Regions from separate parts of the Homo sapiens genome. Here region 2 is linked to region 1. Evidence: read pairs that join two places in POLR2A ChIA-PET (ENCODE). Cell type or tissue: MCF 10A. All regions are shown on one strand. Each heading gives the region's core, and the rest is flanking DNA. Links, peaks and the distances in the headings are about the cores only.

Region 1 (5,388 bases), core at 219-5,218:
ATATATGACCTAGTGTTCAGCGACTATATCTCTTAGGAATTTACCTGATGGGGAACCTACCTACCTCTCTCTACATATATATATGAGGTAGGTTCCTCATCAGGTAAATTCTTAGAGACAGTCAGTGGACATTAGGTCAGCCCAAGGCTAGTTATGCCTCTGCTAATCTTCAAGGCGGCTTCCTGGCATTGCCTCTACAAACACTTCCCTAGGAGATTCACAAAAGTTATGTCTGTACAATTTAGCATGTTAGAGCCAATTTTACATTTAGCACTAACCACAGAAGGCAAGCTAAGGTGTTCACATATCCAAATTGGGAATGACCCAACAACAGGCCTGCCCCTCAGAGCTGACCATTTTCTAACTCTTACCAGCCACAGCTAGGATGACTAAGGGTGAGGACTGCCACATTTCTCATGAAATAGCCACTTTGCTAAGTAGTCATTTCACATTTAAAAGATGCCCTTCAACTGTACCCAGTAACAGTGAGCTATGTGTTTAAACCTCATGACTTAGAGAGAGACCTGTGCTTTCAGATGACTGTTAACATTTCTGGAGCCACAAGGGCATAGCCAAACAGCGGTGTTCATGACACCTTTGCTCTTAAACAAGGAAGTGGCTTTTTTTTTTTTTTTTTTTTTTGCAGTTGAAAGGAATAACAATGAGTGGTGGGTTTAAAGTTGCAAAATAACAGAGGATTATAAAAAGCTTACTTAGCTGTGAAGGCAGAGTATACTTGCGTAATAATTTGACATAAATATTTTCAGTTAAAAATCTCCACAGGGCACTGCATGGTACCTATCACCCACAATATCTTGGTGCTTGGCTGGGTGCAGTGGCTCACACCTATAATCCCAGCATTTTGGGAGGCGGAGTGGAGGATTTCTTGAGGCTGAAGTTCAAGACCAGCCTTGACAATATAGTGAGACCTCATCTCTACAAAATATTAAAAAAAACAGCTGGGTGTGGTGGCACACGCCTGTATTCTCAGCTACTCAGGAGGCTAAGGCAGGGGAGAATTGCTTGAGCCTAGGAGTTTGAGGTTACAGTGAGCTGTGATCCACTCTAGGCGGGGCAACGAAGTGAGACTCTGCCTCCAAAACAAAACAAACTTTGGTGCTTAAGAGGCAGAAGCTTATCTGTGGGAGTCAGTCCTACTGGCTGACCAGCACTTTAACGCCTCATTAGAGGAAACATATTCTCCAGAGTTTCTTTTCAGAAGCTAACCTCAAAGACACTAATAATATAGCAGATATCTAGGTATTTTTCCTTGACTGCTCTAAGCCAATTCTAGGTGATGCAGAGGTTTTGCAGTCATTCACATGAAAAAAATAAACAGAGGTTGACATTCACAAGACTTTTATAGCAAAGTAGAAAATATCTGAAAAATTTATTTAAGTCATAAAATATGCATGCTTTGGGACGTTTGAAGGCTACAGTAATTACTGAACTTGAAAATATTTATATTTAAAAATTCCCACATAATATGTGCTGCCCAAAGATTTCAGGAAGCACATAGGTATGTCTTATCTTTCTCATAGTCTGCCTACAAACCAAATTTCTATTTTTAGTAGTTATTAGCAATCTTCTATGTTTCACATTATTTCATATGACTTGTTTTCTTTCAGGAGAAACAAAAATCTGCTCATATATATGAATCTAATTTGTAATGACCTCCCTGCTTTTTAAGCTGATAACAACTTGATCTTATTACATACAAAAAAAAAAAAGGAAATCCATTTTACTCCCAACCCCACATTTTGTTCAATTAAAAAATTACATTTTTTATTGTGTATCCTTTAACAAATTATTTTGGCTATAGTTTTAGCTTTTAACCTTTGTATTAGAGATATACAGTCTGGGACCGCCGTCGTACATGCAGTCCATCATTGTAAGCCCTCTTAAAGAAAACAACTTGCGCTTCTGTTTGACTTTGAAGCCCCCTACATCCTGAAAAACTGGGTAGGAAAGAGGTCATTACTGATCATAGTTACTTTGCAGATGTGTGAAATGTTTAAATTGTGAATTACTCACTGATTTCCTCCTAATGAGCTGGTACTTCGAGGGGACTTTCCCTAATCTGAGTGGGGAGGTGCCTGGGGTCAGAGACCCCAGAACTTCTAAATATTGTGGGTGCCATCAACTCAGATCAAAAAGAAGTAAAGCAAGCAACTGCAATTTTGCACTGACAGGATTATGATTCTGATGTATACAGTCAATCACCAACCTTAAAGGTCACCTTACCTCAAGCAGGTACCCTGGTTGCCTGTCATACTGAAACATGCTTCATGCAAATAGCATGAAGATGGTTTCAAAGTATGCCTTTACACTTCCTGAACAATTTGAAATTCACTCCATAAGTTCCCCAACTAATGGAAATATTTTATTGACAGAAGGTGGAAAAACCAAATAACCTAATCTTTGTTGCAAGCTCATCACTCTTTAGGTTACTCTTTTTGGGAATTTCAATGGTGTAAACAGTCACTATTCATTGAGTATGTGATGACATTAAGGTTCTGAACTTAAAAGGCTCTTAATTTTGCCAAAGGCTAACCTCTGTCACTTCTCTGGATCACATTTTTTTTTCTTTGAGACAGAGCCTTGTTCTGTCACCCAGTCTGTAGTGAAGTGGCATGATCTTGGCTCACTGCAACCTCCACCTCCTGAGTGAAAGTGACTCATGCCTCAGCCTTGGGAGTAGCTGGGACTACAGGCATGTGTCACCACACCCAGCTAGTTTTTTGTATTTTTAGTAGAGAAAGGGTTTCTCCATGTTGGCGAGGCTGGTTTTGAACTCCTGAGCTCCGGCAATCCGCCCACCTCAGCTTCCCAGAGTGCTAGAATTACAGGCGTGAGCTACCGCACCCGGCCGACACTTTTCTTAAGAGAGTAATTTGGGCAAAATATATTCCCAGAAAAAAAAAACAAACTGATCCTGTATCCACTTAGGGAAAACAAAATATGACATTTGGCTTTGAGACCAAAAAGAATAAAAATTAGATCAGCAATCTACTTCATACGTTAACAAACAAAACAAAACAAAACAAACAAAAAACCTGGCTATATTGGTAGGACCACGTAAGGCAAGGCAATAATCAAAATAGGAAGATCCTTATGTGAAGAGATCTTTGTGCATCAACAGAAAGTTCAACTTGCACTCTATGCAACTATTTTCCAAAACATAGTTAGTTTATAATTGTAGATGTAATATGTACTAATTATAAAAAAATTTAGATAACACCTAACATATTGTTAAAAATAAAAATCCCACCACCTATAGATTATAACGGCTTGGTGAATGCTTTTGCAAAAAGTTTTGCTCTAGATGTATGCTTTTTTTTTTTTTTTCCTCACTCTGTCACCCAGGCTGGAATGCAGTGGTGCGATCTCGGCTCACTGCAGCCTCCATCTCGTGGGTTCAAGTGATTCTCCTGCCTCACCTCAGCCTCCCAAGTAACTGGGATTATAGGCATGCGCCACCATGCCTGGCTAATTTTTGTATTTTTGGTAGAGATGGGGTTTCACCATGTTGGCCAGGCTGGTCTTGAACTTGTGACCTCAAATGACCTGCCCGCCTCGGCCTCCCAAAGTGCTGGGATTACAGGCGTGAGCCACTGCGTCTGGCCTGATGTATGCACTTTTAAAAACAAAAATGGCATATTACCTTTTACCATTTAATAATATTGTGGTAATATCTCAATATCAGTGACTGTGGATCTTCACAATTATTTTTAAAAGCCGCATAGTGTATCACTATATGGGAGTTATCAACTCAGCCAACCCTCTCAATTTTGCATACTATAAACAATGTTGCAATAAACATCTTTGCATACATAATTTTGCTTATGTCTCATTATTTTCTTAGGACAAATTCCCAAGTGAATGACTAGTTTACATGATACATAGATTAAAAAAAAATTTTAAAGCCTTTGGATTCAAATCGTCAGAAAGATTATACCAGTTTACTGTTCCTAAAAAGTTGAATACTTAATTAAGTTCATCCTGCTCATTGCTGAGTTCACACTATTTAAAAAATGGGTTAAAAAGTTGATTGGGATAGGTGCAGACTTGCTTGGCAATATGCTATATGGAAACATGCCTGTACCAGCAGAAATTCTGTGTCTGATTGCTGGCCAGCTTACTTCCAGCCATTCCTAGGCCCTTCTCCTTTACCCACCTTCATTATGAAGGCTACTTGTTTTCTCTGCCTGTCTTACATAATTCAGGCCAACAGAACGTAAACAGATACGAGCTGGGAGCTTCTGGAAAAACTTTTACTCTTCGTACAAAAAAAAGACAGACATACTGGAACTGTCCCTCCTAGCTGTGGATGTAAACACATACAGTCTGGAGCTATGGCTGCCATACTCCAACCGTAAAGAAAGGGCGAATGACTTGTTCTGACCAATGCCAACAAGAGGTAACTTGAGCTGTGATATGAAAAAAATGTTTAAACCAGGGGACCCCAACCCCAGACCACAGACTGGTAGTGATCTGTGGCCTGTTAGGAACCACGTTGCACAGCAGGAGGTGAGCAGCAGGTGAGCAAGCATTACTGCCTGAGCTCTGCCTCCTGTCAGATCGGCGGCAGCATTAGATTCTCACAGGAACGGAAGTCCTATGGTGAATTGCGCATGTGAGGGATCTAAGTTGTACGCTCCTTATGAGAATCTAACTAATGACTGATGATCTGAGTGGAACAGTTTCATCCTGAAACTATCTCCCCACACCGCTTCATCCATGGAAAAATTGTCTTCCACAAAACTGGTCCCTGGTGCCAAAAAGGTTGGTACTGCTGGTTTAAACCATTCTTAGTTCTGTTTCTGTTACTTGAGGCTAAAAACATTACTGACAGATAAAACACTCATGCTAAAAAGATAAGCAGTGGTTTCTGAGTTATCACAAATGTTCATTCAGAAACGATCATTAGGAGGCGTATGGAAATAATTATATATATTTAAAAATATGGATAAAATAGCTACATACAGTAAGAAATCATGGAAAAAACCTTTAATACTGAGAGCCACTGAAACCATTAAATGCACATTAGGAAAAAGGAACAAAGAAAATAACAAAATGGAGCAGGGGTGGGGTACATGGCAGAGGTTTACTCTGTGTTTATCAAAACCCCGTTTTCTTCCTGGGCACATAACCAAACTACATTTCCCATCTTTTTTTGCAGTTGGTTGGAGCCACAAGATCAAATCCTGGCTCATGGAATATGGTCAGAAGTGATGATGCCAATTCTTCTGGGCCTGGCCCATAAAAACTCCCATCTAATCTTTGCTTTTTCTTCATCTGCCGGCCAAATGAAGATTTTAAGCAGAATCACAGAATGGGAAGAGCCTGGGCCCCTGAATTACTATATGGAGCAGAACTCCTCCTCAA
Region 2 (5,388 bases), core at 165-5,164, 230 kb before region 1:
TCTCCTTCAGGACAGAAAAAACTGTTGAGAAAAACAGCAGTGCAGAGGTTACGGGTACTGCTGGAACAGAATTCCCAAGTTAGGACTGGGAGGCCAGGAGGTGGGGCTGGGACTGGGGGACGCCAAGGACAAAGGATGGTTGGACTCTGGAGAACACCCTGCACCGAAATTACTGTGCACAGCCCAGAGGTGGACTGATGGGTTGCCCATCCTTGTGGGCTCATGCACCTCTCCTGCAGCTCCAGGGCAGGGGGAGCAGAAATTCCCAGGGGGCATCCTAGGAATGCAGGCTGCTTTAGAGTGATAGTTACAGTTTGCAGGTGACTGGGGACAGAGTATCTACTCTGCCAGGAACGGGCAGATACGGGGCAAAATCCCTGAGAGCTGCAGTCTTCTGACACATGCCAGTGTCCAAACCTATGTCCAGGACAAAATGAACACGGCTGTTTCTCTTTTTTAATTTTTAATTTTTGTGGGTACACAGTAGGTGTATATATTTATGGGGTGCATGAGATATTTTGATACAGGCTTGCAATGTGTAATAATCACATCAGGGTAAATGGGGTATCCATCACATCAAGCATTTATTATTTCTTTGTGTTACATACATTCCAATTACACTCTTTTACTTATTTAAAAATGTACAATAAGTTTTTGTTGACTGTAATCACCCTGTTATGCTATCAAATGCTAAATCTTATTCATTCTATGCCACTGTATTTTTGTACCCATTAACCATCTGCCCCTTCCACACCTCCCTACCCCCACCCCACTACCCTTCCCAGCCTCTGGTAACCATCATTCCACTCTCTATCTCCATGAGTTCAATTGTTTTAATGTTTAGCTCCCACAAATGAGTGAGAAAATGCAAAGTTTGTCTTTCCATGCCTGGCTTATTTCACTTAACAAACATAATGTCCTCCAGTTTCTTCCATGTTGCAGATGACAAGATCTTATTCTTTTTATGGCTGAATTGTGTGTATGTACCACATTTTCTTTATCATTCGTCTGTTGTGGACACTTAGGTTGCTTCCAAATCTTGGCTATTGTGCAATAAATATGGGAGTGCAGTGTCTCTTGATAAGCTTGTGGCAAGGGAAGCATCTGCAGGTCCCTTTGGTTTCAGCAGGGGTTGAAAAGTGTTAGAAAGGACAACGTGTTTCATGGAGTAGAAAGAGAAATATAGAGACGGTCTCTGATCAGCAATCATTCTATTAGGGTGGGAATTTTGGAAGCAGGGAGACTTTCTGATCGGTCTTCGAGGATGCTGGGCAGACCTTTGGCAAGTGGGCAAGCGAGCAGTATGGGACATTTCATGTTAGGGGTGGACATTTTTCTGTAGCTGGCCATTTCCTGAAATAAGTAGGGGTTGACAGAGTGCTTTTTCTTTTTCTGTCAAACTGTCATTATGGGGTGCAGGGTGGAGGGGCTGTCACAGCGTCAGTTTGTCAGCAGAGATCTAGACCAGAAGGTCCCCTGGCCAGGGAGCTGGAAGACTAGTGTTCTAGGCTCGGCTAGTCATCAACTGGATAGGTCCCTGGACCTGTTTATTGTCTGTACATTGAAGGTGCAGGACCACCCAAGAATGTCCAAATGCTGACCCTTGGGCCAAATCCAACCTGCAATTGTGTTTTCTTTGGGCTACAAATTATTATTAACATTTTTATTTGCATATCTTTAGGAAGGGTGCGCACTCTCCGACCTACAGTCCCTCTGCTCAATACCAGCCCAGTTCCCGCCTTTAGGGAACCTGCTCTGTCCCTGTAGCCATCTGGGTCTGCAGCCTGGGAACTAGATGACATTAGTGCCTTCCTGGCACTGGCCTTCTGTGGTCCCGCCATTCTCAATGGCACTGTCTCACTTTCCATGCCTTCCTCAGTCACTGCACACTGCCCTACACAAATATTTGACAGGCCAGCCTCTTGAGTCAATTATTCCTTTCAGAAAACTGGAGAGAGAAATGATATAATTAACCACCTGAGAGAAAATGAACAGAGCGAGAAGCTATAAATACCAAGACCCACAATGAAGGGCGGAACCCCGGGGCCCCACTTGACCTTACCCAGCTGAGATGGTCTGACACCTTCCTGGGTGTAGGAGACCCGTGGGGCCAAGCTTGGCTGGGACTTACAGCCATGGCTTTCACACAGCAGGGTGAGAAGCAGCCCCCGAGACCCCAGGCTGAGCAGGCCAGGAAGCAACACCCCACACCCCTCTCCCCCATGTAGCCAGGATCAGAATCAACACCCTTGAAGGGTAAATCCTTTCCTCATGCACTTGTGCCCAGGAAGCAGATGTTCTGTCCCTACTCTGGGGTCTGGGCACTGTTGTGTAGTTGGATCCTTCCACCCTATCCTCAAACCACAGACCAGATAAATCGAATTGAACCGACTTCAAAGCAAACACTGAGCGGAGCCATCTGGGATTCATTCCTGAACCGGCCCTTTTCTAGTTATGTAACCACAGAGATGCAGACAGAAAGACACAGATTGGGAGAACTGGTTTTTGTTGTTGTTGTTGTTGTTAAACCTCCAAATCTTTGCAGTATTGGGATAATTATGGCTTTCATAGCATTGATTACTTTAAGCTGTCAGTAATTTGAATCCTTTTCAGAGTCAGTGACCAACATTTTGCAATTGAATTCTATCTTCCTGCTTCCATTCTGAGTAAAGGAAATAGAATGCTGAGCTCATAGGGCCTTCTTCAGAATGCCACATGCTGGGCACTTTGTGGTCACACCTAGAATGCTACAATGGACACATCTCCTAGGCATCCTCCTGGGTTCATTACACACTTCCTTCCCACGCCATAGTCTCATTCTGGAATGTTCATTAATCTCCTACCTGAAAGAGCAAGAAGAAATATGAAATTTTAGATAGGCCAGGGCTTTTGATGTGAATCATTCATGAATCACCCAAAACATTGTGGTTCATGGATAAAAGGCAAAGGCAAATACTGGATACTTTAAGAAGCTATACTGCCTACATCTATGCAATTTTTAAACATTTTATTTTCTGATTTAAAAGTAATACCTCTCCAATGTGAAAATTCTAAAAATTCTGAGGACTATGGAGAAGAAAATAATTGTTCCAAATCGTTGCTGGGGAGGATTATTCAAACAATAATTGATGCTAATATTTTAGCACATTTTTCCCCAGTTTTCGATTCATGCATATTTACATTTCTAGAACTAAGGCTATATTGCGTTTATAATTGTGTCCTATATTTTTACTGAAACATTTTCCACATAGTAAAAAACTTTATAACCTTAGTTTTCAGTAGCTACATAATTTCAAATAAAATAAATGTACCTTTTTTTTTTTTTTTTTTTTTTTTAGACAGCGTCTTACTCTGTCACCAGGCTGGAGTGCAGTGGCGTGATCTCAGCTCACTGCAACCTCCACCTCACGGTTGAAGTGATTCTTCTGCCTCAGCCTCCTGAGTAGCTGGGACTACAGGCATGCACCACCACGCCTGGCTAATTTTTGTATTTTTGGAACAGACGGGATTTCACCATGTTGGCCATGATGGTTTCGATCCCTTGACCTCATGATCCAACTGCCTTGGCCTCCCAAAGTGCTGGGATTACAGGCATGAGCCACCGTGCTCGGCCCATAACTTTTTTTAAAAACAAATCCCTTATTGTTGGACCAAAGGTTGTGTCTAATGTTTGGCTACTGTAAATGCTGTAGTGAATATCTTTAGCTATAAATTTCTATCTGCATTTCTCATTACTTTCATCAGATCTATTCCTAGAAGTATAATCAACTCTGCATCAAAGATCAAAATTTTTGAATGTTCTTAATACATTTCAGAAGGATTGAACCACCTTTTCACCATTAAGTATCAATGTTTTCTAAAACCTTACTATTTTGATAAATAAAAAATAGAATTTTATATTTGTATTAATTTGCTTTTCTTTAGATACCAGTTAAAATAATTATTTTTCCACATCTTTATTAACAATTTTTAATTTAGCCTATGAACTGAGGTTAAGGCTGATTATGCAAGTTCATGTGCAAAGATGTTCTCATCTCAGGGCAGACCATCTGATGACAAGAGTGGTAAAGGGCCAAGAAGAAGCTTAGCTGAGCTAGGACATCCAGAGGAGGAATAAGTGTGGGGTGATCCCCATTCCTGGTTATATTGGTTATCTTGCTGCATAACAAACTACCATTAAAACTGAATGGTTTCAAATAACAAACATTTATTATCTCACAGTTTCTGTAGGTCAGAAATTCAGGAGCAGTTTAGCTAGTGCTTCTGTCTTGGGGTCTCTTGGAAGGTTTCAGTGAAGATATTGGCTGGGGCTGCAGTCATCTGAAGGCTTGGCTGAGGCTTGGAGGAGCCACTTCTTAGATGACGAACTCACATGGCTGTTGGCAGGAGGCCTCAGTTCCTTACCATCTGGGCCTCTCCACAGAGCAGCTCACAATATGGCTGATGGCTTCTCCCAGAATGAGTGATTAGAGAGATAGATTGCTCTACTTATAGGTTAATAGGTTAATATATCTGTACCTTTTATAATTAAATCTTGAAAGTGACATACCAACACTTCTGCCATATTCTATTGGCCGTACAGAATCAATCTATTATAACATGGAAGGGAAGCATACAACAGTTGTGAAGACCAGCAGGTGAACACCACCAGAGGCCATCTTGAAAGCTGGCTCCCACACTGGCTATGAGTTTTCACTACTTTTTTTTTGAGGAGAAGAGGGAATTATGAGCAGATAGCAGAAACTCTATCACTGCTTACAATATGCTCAAGTTAACCATACATAACACCATTCTCATCATGAGGCTAAAGTCAGCCATTTCTTTTTGTCTCCATAAAACCTGCAATTAAAAGACCATAGCAAAAGATTTTCAGATAGAAATCTGGACTGGGTGTCCAACGCAGTTCAGATCCTGGTGTCTGGTTGGGACTGGTGGTGGTGGCAATAAATTCAAGCAGGCACTACCATGCAGAAGCTGCCTGAGCCCATCAATCCCATGTTCAGGTGCTTCAAGCTCTGTGGTATGAAAGGTCTGGTGGCAAATGTGGAGGGTGTACAGGGAGAAGAAAACTGCTGGACCATGGCTCAGGGGCCCCACAGGTGGGACAGAAACCTTAGGAGAGGTTTGCTTTTTTTTTTAAATAAAAGTGGGTGAGTAAATACAAGAAACCTCAATCCTGGAAGAGGGGCTTGAGGCTAGGAGAGGACAGGAAATAGGGTGTCACAGGTAAGAAATATGTTCTTACTAGAACCTTTGAATCTAAAAATATATGTGTCAGTGGGCATGATCATTAATATGTATGACTATTACCAAAATATGTTGTTGGCACCCATGCTAATTTTAGATGCTGCAGAATTAACCAAATGAGCTCTTCTCTTTTCTCTCCAC

Evidence for each region. Peaks named below come from ENCODE experiments on the same cell type or tissue, not always from the same donor. Only the 100,000 strongest peaks of a DNase experiment are listed, where the experiment ranks them.
Region 2: POLR2A ChIA-PET joins it to region 1 with 8 read pairs; 1 of 35 experiments calls an interaction of 5 or more read pairs at or near these places.

Annotation. Positions count from the first base shown.
Region 1 is chr5:73,091,469-73,096,856 of GRCh38, reverse strand. No RefSeq gene overlaps it. Among named protein-coding and RNA genes, the nearest start is that of TMEM171, 26 kb to the left of the region's middle. In MCF 10A, for the core only: no CTCF peak of the experiment used is centred there; a DNase peak (open chromatin) is centred at 2,686.
Region 2 is chr5:73,319,342-73,324,729 of GRCh38, reverse strand. No RefSeq gene overlaps it. Among named protein-coding and RNA genes, the nearest start is that of LINC02230, 16 kb to the left of the region's middle. RefSeq lists enhancers at 2,235-2,842, 2,123-3,322. In MCF 10A, for the core only: no CTCF peak of the experiment used is centred there; a DNase peak (open chromatin) is centred at 2,789.